Regions from separate parts of the Homo sapiens genome. Here region 2 is linked to region 1. A link is a loop called in an ENCODE intact Hi-C map of the cell type or tissue named here. Cell type or tissue: heart right ventricle. All regions are shown on one strand.

Region 1 (8,000 bases):
AAAAGGTTGCCAGGGGGACTTGCTTCTAGAGCTCCCAAGATGGTGGGGGCCACTTCCAAGATGGTGGTGAGCCTCTTCTACTCTGACCTGGGGTTCTTGGCCTCATGCATTCCAAGTAGGAATCTCGGGCCATGCTGTGAGTGTTACAGCTCTATTAGAAGTCATGGGTCACAGAAGAGAACTGTGGAACCCAGCTCAACTAGTTCAGCTCAACTAGACAAACCCGCGCACTTAGCCTTGCAGGAACAATGGTGAGCCTTTAGCCCAACTGGGAGTGGCAACAGGTGCCTCACTGGATCAAGAGCACAGCTGACACCCTGCTGGATCCAGAGGGATGGAAGTCAGTGGCGGGTCTGTGATGGTGGCAAAGAGCATTGCTGGATGGTGAGCAAAAGCTCAGCTCAAGCTGTAACAAACATGGATCAGAAGAGTGTGCAGTTGCAAGACTTTAAAATAGCATGAAAACAGAGCTCCCATACAAACGGAGGGGACCCAAAGAGGGTAGCCATTGCTGGCTTGAATGCCTGGGTTTATATCCCGATCATTGTCCCTTCCTCTGTGCTCTCAGGCAATAGATGATTGGCTATTTCTTTACCTCCTGTTTTTGCCTAATTAGCATTTTAGTGAGCTCTCTTTACTACCTTATTGGTTGGGTGTGAGCTAAGTTGCCAGCCCCATGTTTAAAGGTGGATGTAGTCACCTTCCCAGCTAGGCTTAGGGATTCTTAGTTGGCCTAGAAAATCCAGCTAGTCCTGTCTCTCCAGAGGTTCACTTGAAGCCAGGCGATCAAGACTTCACTGCTACAAAAAGTGAAAAAAAAAAAAAATTAGATGGGTTTGATTGTGCACACTTGTGGTCCCAGCTACTTGGGAGGCTGAGGTAGGAGAATCACTGAGCCTTGGAGGTTGAGACTCTAGTGAGCTATGACTGCACCACTGCACTTCAGCCTGGCCAACAGAGCAAGACCTTGTCTCCATTTGTTTTTTTGTTAAAGATCAAATGAAAGATGGACAAGAAGTGAAATCTAGAACTTTTCTCAAATACGTACAACAGGATGACAGCACACAACCTTCTTAATAGAGCTTAGCCAGAGGACAAGCTCAGTATTTTTTAGTTTGTTTTGTTTTTGAGACAGAGTTTCACTCTCGTTGCCCAGGCTGGAGTGCAGTGGTGCAACTGAAGCTTACCCACCTCTCCCTCCCGAGTTCAAGGAATTCTCCTGCCTCAGCCTCCCGAGTGGCTGGGATTACAGGTGCCCACAACTACGCCTGGGTAATTTTGTATCTTTAATAGAGACAGGGTTTCACCATGTTGGCCAGGCTGGTCTGGAACTCCTAACCTCTGGTGATCTGCCCACCTCAGTATCCCAAACACTTCTCTCCAAAGTGTTGGAATTACAGGCCAGAGACACTGTGCACGGCCTAGGGTCAAACATTTAAAGGAAACTGAGGCAGATTAACTAATGAACTACCAAGACACCAATTAAGAATTCAGTTGGTCTGGGCACAGAGGCTCATGCCTATAATCCCAGCACTTTGGGAGGCCAAGGCGGATCACTGGAGCCCAGGATTTTCAGACCAGCCTGAGCAACCTAGAACTTCATTTCTACAAATAATTAATTAGCCGGGAGTGGTGACACAAAACTGTGGTCTCACCTGCTTAGGAGGCTAGGGCAGGAGGATCACTTGAGCCTGGTAAGTGCAGTGGCGTGATCACAGCTCAGTGTAGCCACAACTTCCCAGGCTCAAGCAATGCATCCTCACGTGGTCATCCCTCTGTGGGTGTCTGTGCCCTTTTATTTTTTTAGAGACAGAGTCTTGCCGTGGCCCAGGAAAGAGTGCACTGGTGCAATCATGGCTTACTGCAGCTTTGACCTCCTGGACTCAACCAATCCTCCCATCTCAGCCTCCTGAGTGGCTGGGACCACAGGTGTGCGCCACCATACCCAGCATATATATATATGAAAACAGAGCAAGACAAGGTCTTGCTCTGTTGGCCAGGCTGAAGTGCAGTGGTGCAGTCATAGCTCACTAGAGTCTCAACCTCCAAGGCTCAGTGATTCTCCTACCTCAGCCTCCCAAGTAGCTGGGACCACAAGTGTGCACAATCACACCCATCTATATATATATACACACACAAACACACACATATATACACACACATATAAACACACACATATACACACACATACACATATATATTTTTAAATACACACACACACACACATACATATTTCTATACATGGAGTCCAGGCTGGTCTCAAATTCCTGGCCTCAAGCGATCCTCTCGTCTTAGCTTCCCAAGTAGTTGGGACTAGCAGCACACACCATCATATCTACATAATTTTTTAAACTTTTGTAGAGATGGAGTCTTGCTGTTTTGCCCAGGCTGGTCTCAAACTCTTGGCTTCAATACAGCCTCTCGCCTGGGCCTCCCAAAGTGCAGGGATTACAGCACCCAGACCCAGCTGGACGTTTGTTTGTAGAACTATGAAAAATATGGCTGAATTAGAAATTGGGTGGTGCCAAGTGAACTTCACCCAATGCTTCTGTCACCGCATCAGTTCTCTCTACCCTTTTCGCGTGTTGGAGAACTAACTTGCAAGGCAGGGGACGCGGCTCCAGGGCGCTTTGCCTCCCTCAGGCGGCTCAGGCTCTCAGTGCGCGAGACCCAGGGAATCTGGAGCCAACGCTACAACCCGCCCAAGGGCCGTTCCCGCTCACGGTGGAGCTAGCGTCTCTGCGCGGGAGAGGGGTTGCGCGGCCAGTGCCCACCCGGAGCAACCGCTCCGAAGCCCAGGTCCCCTCCCCTCGACGCCGACCCACTGCTCTCCTTGCCCAGTGACGCCCCAGGGCAGCACAGTCCGGAGCCAGGCCTTCTGGGGACCGGGGCGCACGTGGCCCGAGCTGTCCTTGAGCAGGGGCACGGACCGACACTCGCCGCATGGGCGCGCGGGGCAGACGTTTTGCCTCCCAGCGCTTCAATACCAGATGTTCAAAACCAGATGTTTCCAGACCATATCCCCGTCGCTTCCGACACTTGGAAAGACCAATTGCCAGGCCCCAGAAGGCAAGACGTTTGCGAAGGAAACCGCCAATCCGGTTGCTCGCTACTTCCAGGGTCGTGTGCTCCCTTACGCAGGACCCTGCCCAATCGTCAATGCGACGTCCTCCTACTCCCACCTCAGAGCTGTCACAGAGACTGTCAGTTCCGTCCCTCCCCTTCAGCCCTTTAACGCACGTCTTCCCGACCGCATAACTTGCTCAGTCCCTGCGGCCAACTGGGGCGGGCCAATGGCTGTGACGGATAAGGGGTGTGGGGTGCGGGGACAATGGGCCAGAGCTTCTCATGCAGCCTGCACCAGCGCCGGGTCGGAGAGTCAGAGGCCACCCTGAGATGGACCGAGATCTTCAGTTGGGGAGGCGCCTCCGGTGAGCTTGCGGCCAGATGCCCCCTCAGTAGTCCTCCGCAACAGGTGCCGCGCAGCCGAGTGGCGGGCTAGCATACCGCCTGCCCGCAATTCGGCCAGGCCTCGAGCCTGCTCCGCCTTCCCGCTGCGGTAGCGCCGCCGGGGAAACGCCGCCACGGGCTGCATGGGCAGCGCTCGCGCCCCGCCGCTGAGCCGCCGGGGAGCCGTCCAGTCTTCGAATCCCAGTAAGAGACGCCGCTGGCCTAGGGACAGTGGTTGGGGCTGGCCCGGGGCATTCGCGCGGCCTTGCAGCCTGCAGGCCTTCCCAGCCGACAGAGCTGCTGTGTGGGCCTTGGGTCAGGCCTGGAGGGCCGGGATCGGGGTGGGCGGTGGACTTTGGGGGCTCGGGGAGGTCGTGAAGGGCCAACAGGGGGCTCCAAGCGGGCTTGGGAGCTCGAGGGGCTCGGAGCGACGGTTAGGGGGACCCGAGGCCGCTGTGCGGGGCGGACGGGGGGCTCCGGGGCGGGGCTGGCGGGGCAGAAGGTCCCCAGGGGGCTGTGGGGGACCGACTGGGGGCTTCCGGGAGCGCCTGGGGGTTCTGGGAGCCCGGGGGCTGCTGTGAGGGGCTGCCGAGGGGGGCCCTGGGCAGGTGTTGACTGCTGCGGAACTCGGGGGGCGCCGACTTCTAACACACAACAGGGGCGCCTTCGCTGTTCGGTTCTGGTCGTAGTTGTTATTCTCAGCGTCCCTATTATTATTAGTAGTAGTATTCTTTTTATTTTATTTATTTATTTATTTTTGAGACGGAGTCTTGCTCAGTCGCTCAGGCTACAGTGCAATGGCGCGATCTCAGCTCACTGCAAGTTCCGCCTCCCGGGTTCACGCCATTCTCCTGCCTCAGTCTCCCGAGTAGTTAGGACTACGGGCGCCCCCACCATGCCTAGCTAAATTTTTTTGGTATTTTTAGTAAAGACGGGGTTTTACCGTGTTAGCCAGGATGGTCTCGATCTCCTGACCTCGTAATCCGCTCACCTTGGCCTCCCAAAGTGCTGGTATTACAGGAGTGAGCCACTGCGCCTGGCCAGCGTTCCTATTATTATTGCTCTTCTGGAATGAGAGCAGGCAGCTGCCGGGATCCCAGCCGGAAGGGGCGGGCGAAAGGCAGGGTTGCTGGGGGCGGGCGAAAGGCAGGGTTGCTGGAGGCGCGCGTAGGTTCGAGTAGGGACTGGAATGCGGGCCAACAGTGTGGGGGTTATTAGGGGGGAGGGTAGGCAGGTCGGAGGAGGGAGTTGGGAGGAAAGCGGCGGCGGTGGCGGCTTCAACAGCAGCTCTTGCCCTTAAGGAACAATGTGAGACGTTGCCTGAAATGTTAATTTCCGTTTCTCATTTCATCATCCAGGGCGTTGGGGAAGGGAGTGGGGAGTGATGTGAGAGTGTGTGTATGTGTGTCCCTGCCACTTGGATTCTGTGTGTGTGTGTGTCCCTGCCACATTCAGTCGTGTGTGTGTCCCTGCCACATGGATTCAGTCTTGTGTGTGTGTGTCCCTGCCACATTGATTCAGTCCTGTGTGTGTGTATGTGTGTGTGTCCGTACCTGCCACATTGTTTCAATCCCCTCTCAGAGGGATTGTGCTGTTAACGCTTGTATCTGTGTCATTTGGGAAGGTCGGTGGCAGGGGAGTCTAGGTTTTTCTCTAGGCCTGCTCTTTTCCTGGTGCCCGATTGACGTTTTCTGCTTCTGTTGTGTTTTTGAAAGGTATTCTTGTATACGAGTTCCAAGAAGTTTTGGAAGACACTGGGAAAATGAAGATTCTCTGACAGCTCCCTTTGCTTTAACTATTTTTCTTATAACAGTTAAGATGTAACATGCTTAGGTTTCATGGTTTTTGCAGGTTATGAGTAGTTTTGTATCCATTTGCAAGAACTGGATTTTTTTTTTTTTTTTGGTAGAGAAATCAGATTTCAGGCTTTCTTACATGAGGAGAGAGTTTCATGCGGTGATTTGAGCAATATCCTTTACACTTGAAATGAGAAATAAAATTGTTCACAATTGTTGAACTGCAAAACTTAGAATCTTTTGATCCTTTTTGAGGCAATGAGACTTATTCAGCCAACATGTAAGATGATATTGCTTGTGGAAAAAGTACTATTGAAACAGTTACTATTTTTGTTGTGTGCAAATGCCATTAATGGCATAACTAGGATAGTTCAAAATCAGAGACCCTGAGATTTTATTTGGCGTCTCTGAGCTCTTGATTTCTTTTATTAAATGTTGGCTGCGTGGAATACTTAGAGTTCTGTTAGTGTCTTTTGAGAGTGATTGAGCAAGTCCTGTAATATTACTTTGCAACTGGTACTTTGGTGTTTTACATAGTAAAATTAATGGTTCATCAAATGTAAGAGGAAATTTACTTTGCATATGGGCAATGAGCCCATCATCCATTAAATAACAGAGAGAGTATCAGTAAATGCTGGTTCAGAAAATAATCTACATTTGGTTGCCAAAATAAGTGTTTAGGTCTGTCCATTACCTTGTATAAGTCTCTTCATCGGTCAAATGGTAAGTGTAGTGGATGAGTGTTATTTAATAGCAAGGTATTTGCTAGTGAATAGGTGAAGATACATTGCTTATCTAACAGCATGTTGTATCAACTTATTTAAATTGCTGTGTAGTCAGTGTTCTGTAGGAATTGTGACCCGTTTGGTAAACTTTATAGAAAAATTGAATGAATTCAAATAACTAAAAGTTACTGTTTTGAAATGTTGAAATGTTTTCAGTGTGTGTTTTTTTAATTTAAATTTTAAATGGAATGTCTGTGCAATTCAACTTTCTAGCTTTTATCGTAAAACCATATGAAAGAAGGTGTCAATCTTCAGCTCTTGGAACTCAGGCAACTAAATAATTGCCTTAGAAAGCATTTTTTTTTTTTTTTGAGGTGGAGTTTCGCTGGTTGTCCAGGCTGGAATGCAATGGTGCAATGTCCGCTCACTCCAACCTCCACCTCCCTGGTTCAAGTGATTCTCCTGCCTCAGCCTCCTGAGTAGCTGGGATTACAGACATGTGCCACAATGCCTGGCTAATTTTTGTTTCACCGTGTTGGCCAGGCTGGTCTTGAACTCCTGACCTCACGTGATCCACCCGCCTCGGCCTCCCAAAGTGCTGGGATTACAGGCGTGAGCCATGGCACCTGACCCCCATAGAAGCCATTTTAGCCTTAGAACATGATCCACTTTAATGATCACTTCATTAATTTTGATAGACGTTTCTATTATTTTATTGTGTATTATTTGTTCATTTGTTTTTGAGATGGAGTCTCATTATGTCACCCAGCTGGAGTGCTGCAACCTCGGCTCGCTGCAACCTCTGCCTCCCATGTTCAAGTGATTCTCCTGCCTCTTGCTTTTCGTAATATAGAGACAGGGTCTCTATGTTGCCCAGGCTGGTCTTGTACTCCTGGGCTCAAGTGAGCTGCCCACCTCAGCCTCCCATGTTACTGGGATTACAGGCAGGAACCACTACATCCGGCCCAGGGGTTCTATTATTAAGTGGCTTTTATTTGTTTGAGAAACCTTTTTCATGGCATCTCTTAACCTAGAGTCAGATTCAGCTTATATTGTTTTATGTATGTATAAGGCAGAACTTCAGATGTTATTTTTTTTAATAACATCCCAAATGATGATTGTGGCCTAATTCTGAATACATGCCTCATTCTTTTACCCCGCCTCAGGCCTCCAGTCGGATCCTGCGTCATTCTGGCTGCCTTGGCCTTTCCTTTCCTCAGTTGAGCCAGGTACCATAGTTTTTGGCATGGCTTTGACATATCTATCGCTGTCTCCCATGCAGATGCCTCCATCACAACTCCAAGATAACTGTTACTCAGCCTTTGGGTCTTAGTTTAATATCACTTGATTTTAGCATTTAGCAAGCCTTTTTTTTTTTTTTTTTTTGAGACAGGATCTCACTGTGTGGCTCACTATGGAGTGCAGTGGCGTGAACATGGTTCCCTACAGCCTTGACTTCCCGGGCTGAAGCGATCCTCCCACCTCAGACTCCTGGGTGGCTGGGACCACAGGCATGTGCCACCATGTCCAGCTAATTTACTTTTATTTTTTTAGAAACGGGGTCTCCTGGCCTAGTGCAGTGGCTCATGCCTGTAATCCCAGCACTTTGGAAGCCCGAGGTGGGTGGATCACAAGGTCAGGAGTTCGAGACCAGCCTGGCCAACAAGGCGAAACCCCATCTCAACTAAAAAAATACAAAAATTAGCTAGGCATGGTGGCATGTGCCTGTAATCCCAGCTACTCGGGAGGCTGAGGTTGGAGAATTGCTTACCTGGGAGGTGGAGGTTACAGTGAGTCGAGATTGTGCCACTGCGTTCCAGCCACGGTGACAGAGCAAGACTCAGTCTCAAAAAAACAAACAAAAAATAAAAATAAAAAAAGAAATGGAGTCTCCTTATGTTTCATAGGCCTCAAACTTCTGGGCTTGCCTCAGCCTCCTAAAGTGTTGGCATTATAGGCGTGAGCCACCATGCGTGGCTCCCATTTGTTTTCATTACAGGTTTGCTTTTATAATTTACATAAAGGTGGG
Region 2 (8,000 bases), 52 kb after region 1:
TTTTTTGTTTGCTTGCTTATTCAGTTGTAGATTTATACTTTAATGTCCATTACGTGTTTGGTTTATGATGTTCTCTGTTCTGTGTTGGACATTGGAGGACCACTGTCGTCACTTTCCTTGGCCATGTAGTCTAATGGGGAGGACATTGTTTTTTATAATGCAGTACCTGCTATGTTATACGTATTGGTTAAGGACTAACAGAGGACACATAAATGGCAGTATTTAACATTTTTTCATACTTGAAATTTTTTCTTTTGAGACAAGGTCTTGCTCTGCTGCCCAGGCTGAAGTACAGTGGCATGAACATGGCTTACTGCAGCTTTGACCTCCCTGGCTGAAGCCATCCTCAACCCTTAGCCTCCCAAGTAGTGGGGACCGTGGGCCTACCACTGCACCCGGCTACTTTTTAAACATTTTGTGGAAGTGGAGTTTTGCCATGTTGCCTGGGCTGGTCTCAAACTCCTGGGCTCAAGTAATCATCCCACGTTGGCCTTCCAAAGTGCTGAGATTACCAGCATGAGCCACCATGCCTGGCTGACATGAAACACTTTTAAAGTCACCACTAAATGCTCACTAATGGTAAAAAAATCTTAGCATTTTAACTAAAATGTGAATTAAAATATCAATTTTTATATACAAATTATAAGTGTTAGTTACTTCAACAATTTTTTTTTTTTTTTTTTTTTTTGAGACAGAGTCTCGCTCTCTTGCCCAGGGTAGAGGGCAATGTTATCTTGGCTCATTGCAACTTCTCCCTTCCGGGTTCAAGTGATTCTCCTGCTTCAGCCCCCCAAGTAGCTGGGATTACTGCCCTGTGCCACCACATCTGGCTAATTTTTGTCTTTTTAGTAGAGACAGTGTTTCACCATGTTGGCCAGGCTGGTCTAGAACTCCTGACCTCAGGTGATCCACCCGCCTTGGTCTCCCAAAGTGCATGAGCTATCATGTCTTGCTGCAAAATTTTAATTGTAACATTATTTTAGTTGTTTCTATAGCTATTTCTTCTTTGGAATGGAATTGTGTTAATTTATAGACCTGCATATAGATAATTAAATCTTTTGTAAAACTCTTTGCAGAATCAATTAATTCTGTCCAACATGGTGTTTTTTAGGACTTCATAAAAAACTGGTATTTTTACTTTTTAAAAAACTTATCTATATATTATTATTGCAAAAATTGAAATTTACAACCATCTACACAAGCAAAAACAATTTTTATTACATTTTTAGTATGCAGCAATGAGAAATATTCTGTAGAAAGAGTATTTTACTTTGACTATAATAGACGCATGAAACCTTTGAAAAAAGAGTCCTCATTTTTTGATGAAGCTGCTTTACAAAGAAAATATATGCACTCCAGTTACGGGGATGATAATCTAGTAGTTTAATTTTCATTCTAAAAGATAAAAGTAGAAATGATCCTATAAAAATTTTATTTGATAATATATTGAATTCATTAATATCTAAATCATGTTTAATTGTTGATATTTAAAAATGCATCTGCTGTGTGATATATTTGCTTAAAAATAATCCTATCAGGACCTATGTATCCGATGTGTGTTTTCATTCAGATTCATAATGATATCTAATTAAATGATTGTTATTAAAATTTGATTGCTATTTTGCATTTGCAGTTTTATTCGTCAATTCAGCAAATAATTATGTATGTACCAGGCACTAATTTTTGCTCAGGATACAAAAGGCAGCAACCTTCAAAGAGTTCATATTCTATTTACTGGTGAAAGTACATACATTGACAGTAATAATCCTAATTGTGTGAGTATTGACTCATGTAAAGAAATGTTTAGGGGTGGCCGGGCATCATATTTCATGCCTGTAATCCCAACAGTTTAGGAGGCTGAGGCAGGCAGATCACCTGAAGTTAAGAGTTTGAGTCCAGCCTGGCCAATATGGGGAAACCCCATCTTTACTAACAATGAAAAAATTAGCTGGATGACGCATGCGTGTAATCCCAGATACTCAGGAGGCTGACACGGGAGAGTCATTTGAACTTGGAGGCAGAGGTTGCAGTGAGCCCAGATCACGCCACTGCACTACAGCCTGGGTGACAGAGTGAGACTCCATCTCAAAAACAAAGAAAAAAAAATAAATGTTTAGCGGTATGTATGAACAGATAGTTTTGCCTACTGAGTAGAGGTGGACTTTACAGAAAAGTTCCTATTTATATGGCCTGAACTTTCAAAACACAAAGATAAAAAAGAGGTAATTGGATAGAAGCCTACTGTGGCCAAGTTAATTTTGTTCTATCATAAGAGTGAACAGACAACCTACAGAATGGGAGAAAACATTTTTTTCAATCTATCCATCTGACAAAGGGTTAATATCCAGAAGCTACCAACAACTTAAACAAATTTACAAGAAACAAACCCATCCAAAAGTGGGTGAATGGTATGAACGGACACGTCACAAAAGATGACATTTATGCAGACAACAAACATGACAAAAAACTCTTCATCACTGGTCGTTAGAGAAAACTGCAAATCAAAACCACAATGAGATACCATCTCACGCCAGTTAGAATGGTGATCATTAAAAAGTCAGAAAACAACAGATGCTGGAGAGGATGTGGAGAAATGGGAACACTTTTCCACTGTTGGTGGGAGTGTAAATTAGTTCAACCATTGTGAAAGACAGTGTGGCTATTCCTCAAGAATCTATAACCAGAAACACCATTTGACCCAGTGGTCCCATTATTGGGTATATACTCAAGGGATTATAAATTATTCTGTTATAAAGGCACATGCATACGTATGTTTATAGCAACATTATTCACAATAGCAAAGACATGGAACCAACTCACATGCCTGTCAGTGATAGACTAGGGAAAGAAAATGTGGTACATATACACTATGGAATACTATGCAGACATAAAAAAGGATGAGTTCATGTCCTCTGCAGGGACATAGATGAAGCTGGAAGCCATCATTCTCAGCAGAGTAACAGAGGAATAGAAAACCAAACACCGCATGGGGAACATCACACACTGGGAATGTTGGGCGGTGGGGGGCTATGGAGGGGATAGCTTTAGAAGAAATACCTAATGTAGATGACCAGTTGATGGGTGCAGCAAACCACCATGTCATGTGTATACCTGTGTAATGAACCTGCACATCTGCACATGGATCCCAGAACTTAAAGTATAATAAAAATAAATAGTAAGTGACATGAAAAAGTTAAAAATTAAAAAAAAAGAAAAACTGTCGGAAATCAGGAAACCTGAGTTCGAGTCACTTTGGTCAATTTCCGGGTGTATGACCTTGCCAAATAGGCGCACGTTTTCATCTTCTCTGAAATGAAGGAAGTATATCAGGTAATATCCAGAGATTCTTTCTGCCCTGCCTTTCTGACTTTATTAAATAAACGAGCAGTTTTATAGGAATCTAAGCATGTTATTATTTTTATTAGAAACTAAGCATGTATCTTATTATTTTTAGTATGAAAACCCTACAAAAATAAGTTAGATTTCAGAGTTACTGATTTAGTTTTTGTTTATAAACAACATACTTTTAAAAGGAACATTTTTAGTCATAAGAAAGAAGAAAAATGTTTTCTTTCAGTTGTAGTTATGGTTATTAACATTGTAACAGGAGTTCAGCTCTACCTGGTAATCTAGTGACCTCTGTCTACTTGATACATTTACTTTATTATTGTGTTTCATGCGAGTTTTTATTTTCCTAACTGTGGCAGGGACTGGCTGGCTAGTTTTCCAACTCATTTCCCTTTCCTCTTGCAAGCACAGGTAGACTTCCTTTCATGCTGTTAGGTGGGACCATGTCACTGAAATGTGGCAGAAAGTGGAGCCAAAAGTCTGGTATATCACATCTAGCCTTGCACCTAACCTCTTTTGCAGGTACCTGCTTTTCTCTTCCCCATTGTTGGGTAGGTGACCACGACTAGCAGAGTCTTGGAAACTGCTTGTTAAAGATGGCAAAGCTTCCATGAGTCTGGCTTCCTGAATAAATGTGTGGAACAGAACCCCTCCCCTTCCATTACCAAATGAACTGTATTTGAAAGAGAAATAAACTCCTACTGTTAAGCACTTTAGTTTGCAAGATTAGTCATTTACCATAGCTGGTGTTACCTTAACTGATTATCATCCTAATTGCTTTTCCTTCTGGAAGACTTCTTATTAATTCTCTTTGCAATTGGTGATACTTATTTTTTGAGTGTTAATGCTTGTATTTTGAAGCCATCGTTTGCCAGTATTGGAGTATAATGTGCTCTTCTTTTCAAATATTTCGGCTGCTCTTCTTAAGAATAGTGTAGTAAAATCATTTAGGCTGCCTTCATAGTTTGTCACATGCAAATTACTCACTTGTAGTCCATTGCTTTGACAGCACAGACTGCTGAGTGGGAGAGCTCTGCAGGCCTTCCAGTCCATTGAAAGGCTCATCTCTTTAACTGAATACAGAGGCCAGAATAAATAACCCTTGATCATGCATATATAATCCTGTGTGTTGTTGGATTTGATTTGTTAATGTTTTGTTAAGGCTTTTTGCATCTCTATTCATAAAGTATGTATTGGCTTATAGTTTTTTTCTTTTGCTTTTTCTTGTGTTATGTTTGTTTTTGTGTCAGGGTAACATTGGCCTTAGTAGAATGAGTTAGAAAGTGTTTCTGTTTTTTGGAAGAGTTTGTGAGGAATTATTATTAGTTCTTTGTTAAGGGTTTGGTAGAATTCACCAATGAAACCATCCAGGACTGGACTTTAATTTTTAAAAAAAATTACTAATTCAGTTTCTTTACTTGTTAGAGAGTTATTCAGATTGTCTGCCTCTTCATGAGTCAATTTTGTTAGTTTGTGTCCTTCTCAGAATTTGTTCTCTTTATCTAGGTTATCTCAACTGTTGCTATGCAGTTGTTTTCAGGATTTCTTTGTAGTCCTTTTCATTTCTGTAATGTTGGTAGTAACTTACCCCCTTTTGTGTCTGATTTTAATAATTGAACTCTTTTCTCTTTTTTCCTTGGTCACTAGCTAAAGGTTTCTTAATTTTGTTGATCTTTTAAAATAACCAACTTTTGGTTTTAATGATTTTTCTCAATTGTTTTTCTGTTCTTTATTAGATTTATTGGTTTCTATTTGTATTGTTTCCTTCCACTTGCTTTCTTTTCAGTTTACTTTTCTTTTTATAGTTTATTAAGGCAGAAGGTCAGATTATTGATTTCGAGGCCTTCTTTTTCAATACCGGTACTTAAAACTACAAATTTTCATCTAAGCACTGTCTTTCTGTATTTCATGATGTTTGGTATTTTCTAATTGTTTTCATACATTTCAAAATAATTTGCTGATTTCCCTTGTGATTTCTTATTTGCTTCGTTCCTTATTAATTTATTTATTTAAATGGAGACAGGTTCTTGCTCTGTTACCCAGTCTGGAGTACAGTGGCATGATTATAGTTCACTATGATGATCACTATAACCTTGAACTCTTGAGGTCAAGCATTCCTCCTGCTTCAGCCTCTCAAATAGCTAGGAATACTGGCACACATAACACACCTGAATAACTTTTAAATTTTGTTGTAGAAACAGCATCTTGCTGTATTGCCCAGGCTGGTCTTAAGCTCCTGGCCTCATGGGATTCTCCTACCTCAGCCTCCTAAAGTCCTGGGATTAGAGCTGTGAGTCACCTTATGTGGCCTGATTCATAGTTTATTAATGAATATGAATTTCCACATATTTATAAATTTTCTAAATTTCTTTGTTATTGATTTCTAATTCCATTCCATTGTAGTTGGAGTACATACTTTATTATTATTATTATTATTATTTATTTTTTTTTTGAGACGGAGTCTTACGCTATTGCCCAGGCTGCAGTGCAATGGTATGATCTTGGCTCACTGCAACCTCTGCCTCCTGGGTTCAAGCAATTCTCCTGCCTAAGCTTCCCAAGTAGCTGAGATTACAGGTGCCTGCCATCATGCCCAGCTAGTTTTTGCATTTTTAGTAGAGACAGGGTTTCACCATGCTGACCAGGCTGGTCTCGAACTCCCAACCTTAGGCTATCGGCCACCTCAGCCTCTAAAGTTTGGGATTACAGGCATGAGCCACAGCGCCTGGCCACTTTATATTATTTCTGTCTGTTTAAATGTATTCAACTTTGTTTAATGTCCTAACACATTGGATATCCTTGTGAATGTTCTGTATGCACTTGAGCAAAATCTATATTCTGCTCCTGTTGAGTGGAATGCTCTATAGATTTCTCTACTAGTTGGTCTGCAGCATTGTTTAAATCTTCTTTTTCCTTATATATCTTCTATCTAGTTGTCCTACAATTATTGAAAGTGTGGTGTTGAATTTTGTCAATATTTCTGTTGCAATATCTATTTTTTCCTTCAATTCTGTCTGTTTTTGATTCATGTATTTGAAGTTTTGCTTTCTTTCCTGGTTTCTTGTTTTCACCTTGGCTCTGCTGTACAGCTTTACATGGTTTGCTTCTGAATCTTTCTAGACTTTCTCAAGTCATACATGAAAGATTGTTTGCTAATGAGCATATTGTGTTCAGTCTAATTGATGCTACCATTTTCCTATGTTGTTACATAACTGTTTCCTAAAAATAGAATTAAAACTGAAGGTTTGAAAGTATATTTGAAAGTCTATATATGTATAAACTTGATAGGTCTTTTTTATTTAAAAATATTTTTAAAAATCTACGTATTATTTAAATCTGATTGTTGCTTCAATACCATCGTAGTACATTAGCACTGCTGAAATTTTGTCCATTTCCAAAATTTAAGACTGTTCATGTTTGGGAAGGGCTGTTATGAAAAGCAATTTATTTGTGAAATATGAATATTTTTATACTAGTATAGCAAAGTTATATAGATACATTTTAAGAGAAAAGATAGATTGCAGTTGTATCATCGACCTAAATTGAGAGCTTTTAATTTGTTATTCAAAACTTATTCCTAGAGTGAACAACACCTTTTTTAAAAAATAACTTTTATATTGAAATAACTATTTGACTCCTTGTAAGTTGCAAAGATAGTACAGGGCGATCCTGTGTTTCCCCTTCACCTAGATTCCCCCAGTGGTTGACAGCTTATCTGTAGTAGAATATCAGATCAGGATATTGACACTGGTACAGTGTGTGCACATGGGGCTGTGTTATTTCATCTTAAATATGGGTTCCTATCACCATCAACGCAGTCAAAGTGCAGAACTGTTGCACTACTGTGAGGATCTCCCTCACACTAACCTCGTGGGCTCAGCCATCCCTCTGCTTCCAGCCCAGTGGTGTCCTCACCCAGGGCAACCATAAATTAGTTCTCCATTTCAATAAATTTGTCATTTCTGAAATTCTGTGTAAATGAAATAAACCATTCATGACCTTTGGAGACACTTTTTACTTAGCACAACACTCTTGAGATCCATCCAGATTATTGTGTATGTCAATATTTCATTCCTTTTTTACAGCTAACTAGGATTTCATGGATGTATGCACCATAATATTTTTTAACCATTCACCATTGTTGGTTGAAGCTTTTTGTTGTATACGGATTTTTGTTGTAAATAAAACTGCTTTGAACAATTATGTACAACTTCTTTGTGGACAAATGTTTTTATTTTTCTGTGACAAATGTCCAGGAGTGAGGTTGCTGGGTTTTATGGTAATTATGTTTGTTTTAAGACTGACAGGAGCTGGGTGCAGTGGTTCATGCCTGTAATCCCAGCACTTTGGGAGGCCGAGGTGGGTGGATCACTTGAAGTAAGGAGTTCAAGACCAGCCTTGCCAACATGGTGAAACCCCATCTCTACTAAAACTACAAAAATTAGCTGGGTGTGGTGGCACACACCTGTAGTCCTAGCTACTCGGGAGGCTGAGGCAGGAGAATCACTTGAACCGGGGAGGCAGAGGTTGCAGTGAGCTGAGATCGCGCCACTGCACTCCATCCTGGGCGACAGAGTGAGACTCCTTCTCCAAAAAAAAAAAAAAAAAAAAGACTGACAGACTGTCTTCCAGAGTTACTGTTTTACTTTACA

What was found. Hi-C counts contacts between places; a loop is a spot of excess contacts. Peaks named below come from ENCODE experiments on the same cell type or tissue, not always from the same donor. Only the 100,000 strongest peaks of a DNase experiment are listed, where the experiment ranks them.
Region 2: it touches region 1 in a loop (3-fold over the local background); 6 of 110 quality-filtered maps call a loop at or near these places.

What each region holds. Positions count from the first base shown.
Region 1 is chrY:19,072,699-19,080,698 of GRCh38, reverse strand. TTTY14 (testis expressed transcript, Y-linked 14) reads left to right here and starts at 3,152. Exons shown (of 3, transcript NR_125735.1): 1 at 3,152-3,654. It overlaps LOC124905306 (a long non-coding RNA gene), which reads right to left and starts at 843. Exons shown (of 2, transcript XR_007068460.1): 1 at 1-843. In heart right ventricle, no CTCF peak of the experiment used is centred here; DNase peaks (open chromatin) are centred at 3,298 and 4,558; H3K4me3 peaks cover 3,299 bases; H3K27ac peaks cover 3,593 bases.
Region 2 is chrY:19,020,471-19,028,470 of GRCh38, reverse strand. All of the region lies in intron 1 of TTTY14 (testis expressed transcript, Y-linked 14), which reads left to right. Among named protein-coding and RNA genes, the nearest start is that of TTTY14, 53 kb to the left of the region's middle. In heart right ventricle, no CTCF peak of the experiment used is centred here; no DNase peak of the experiment used is centred here.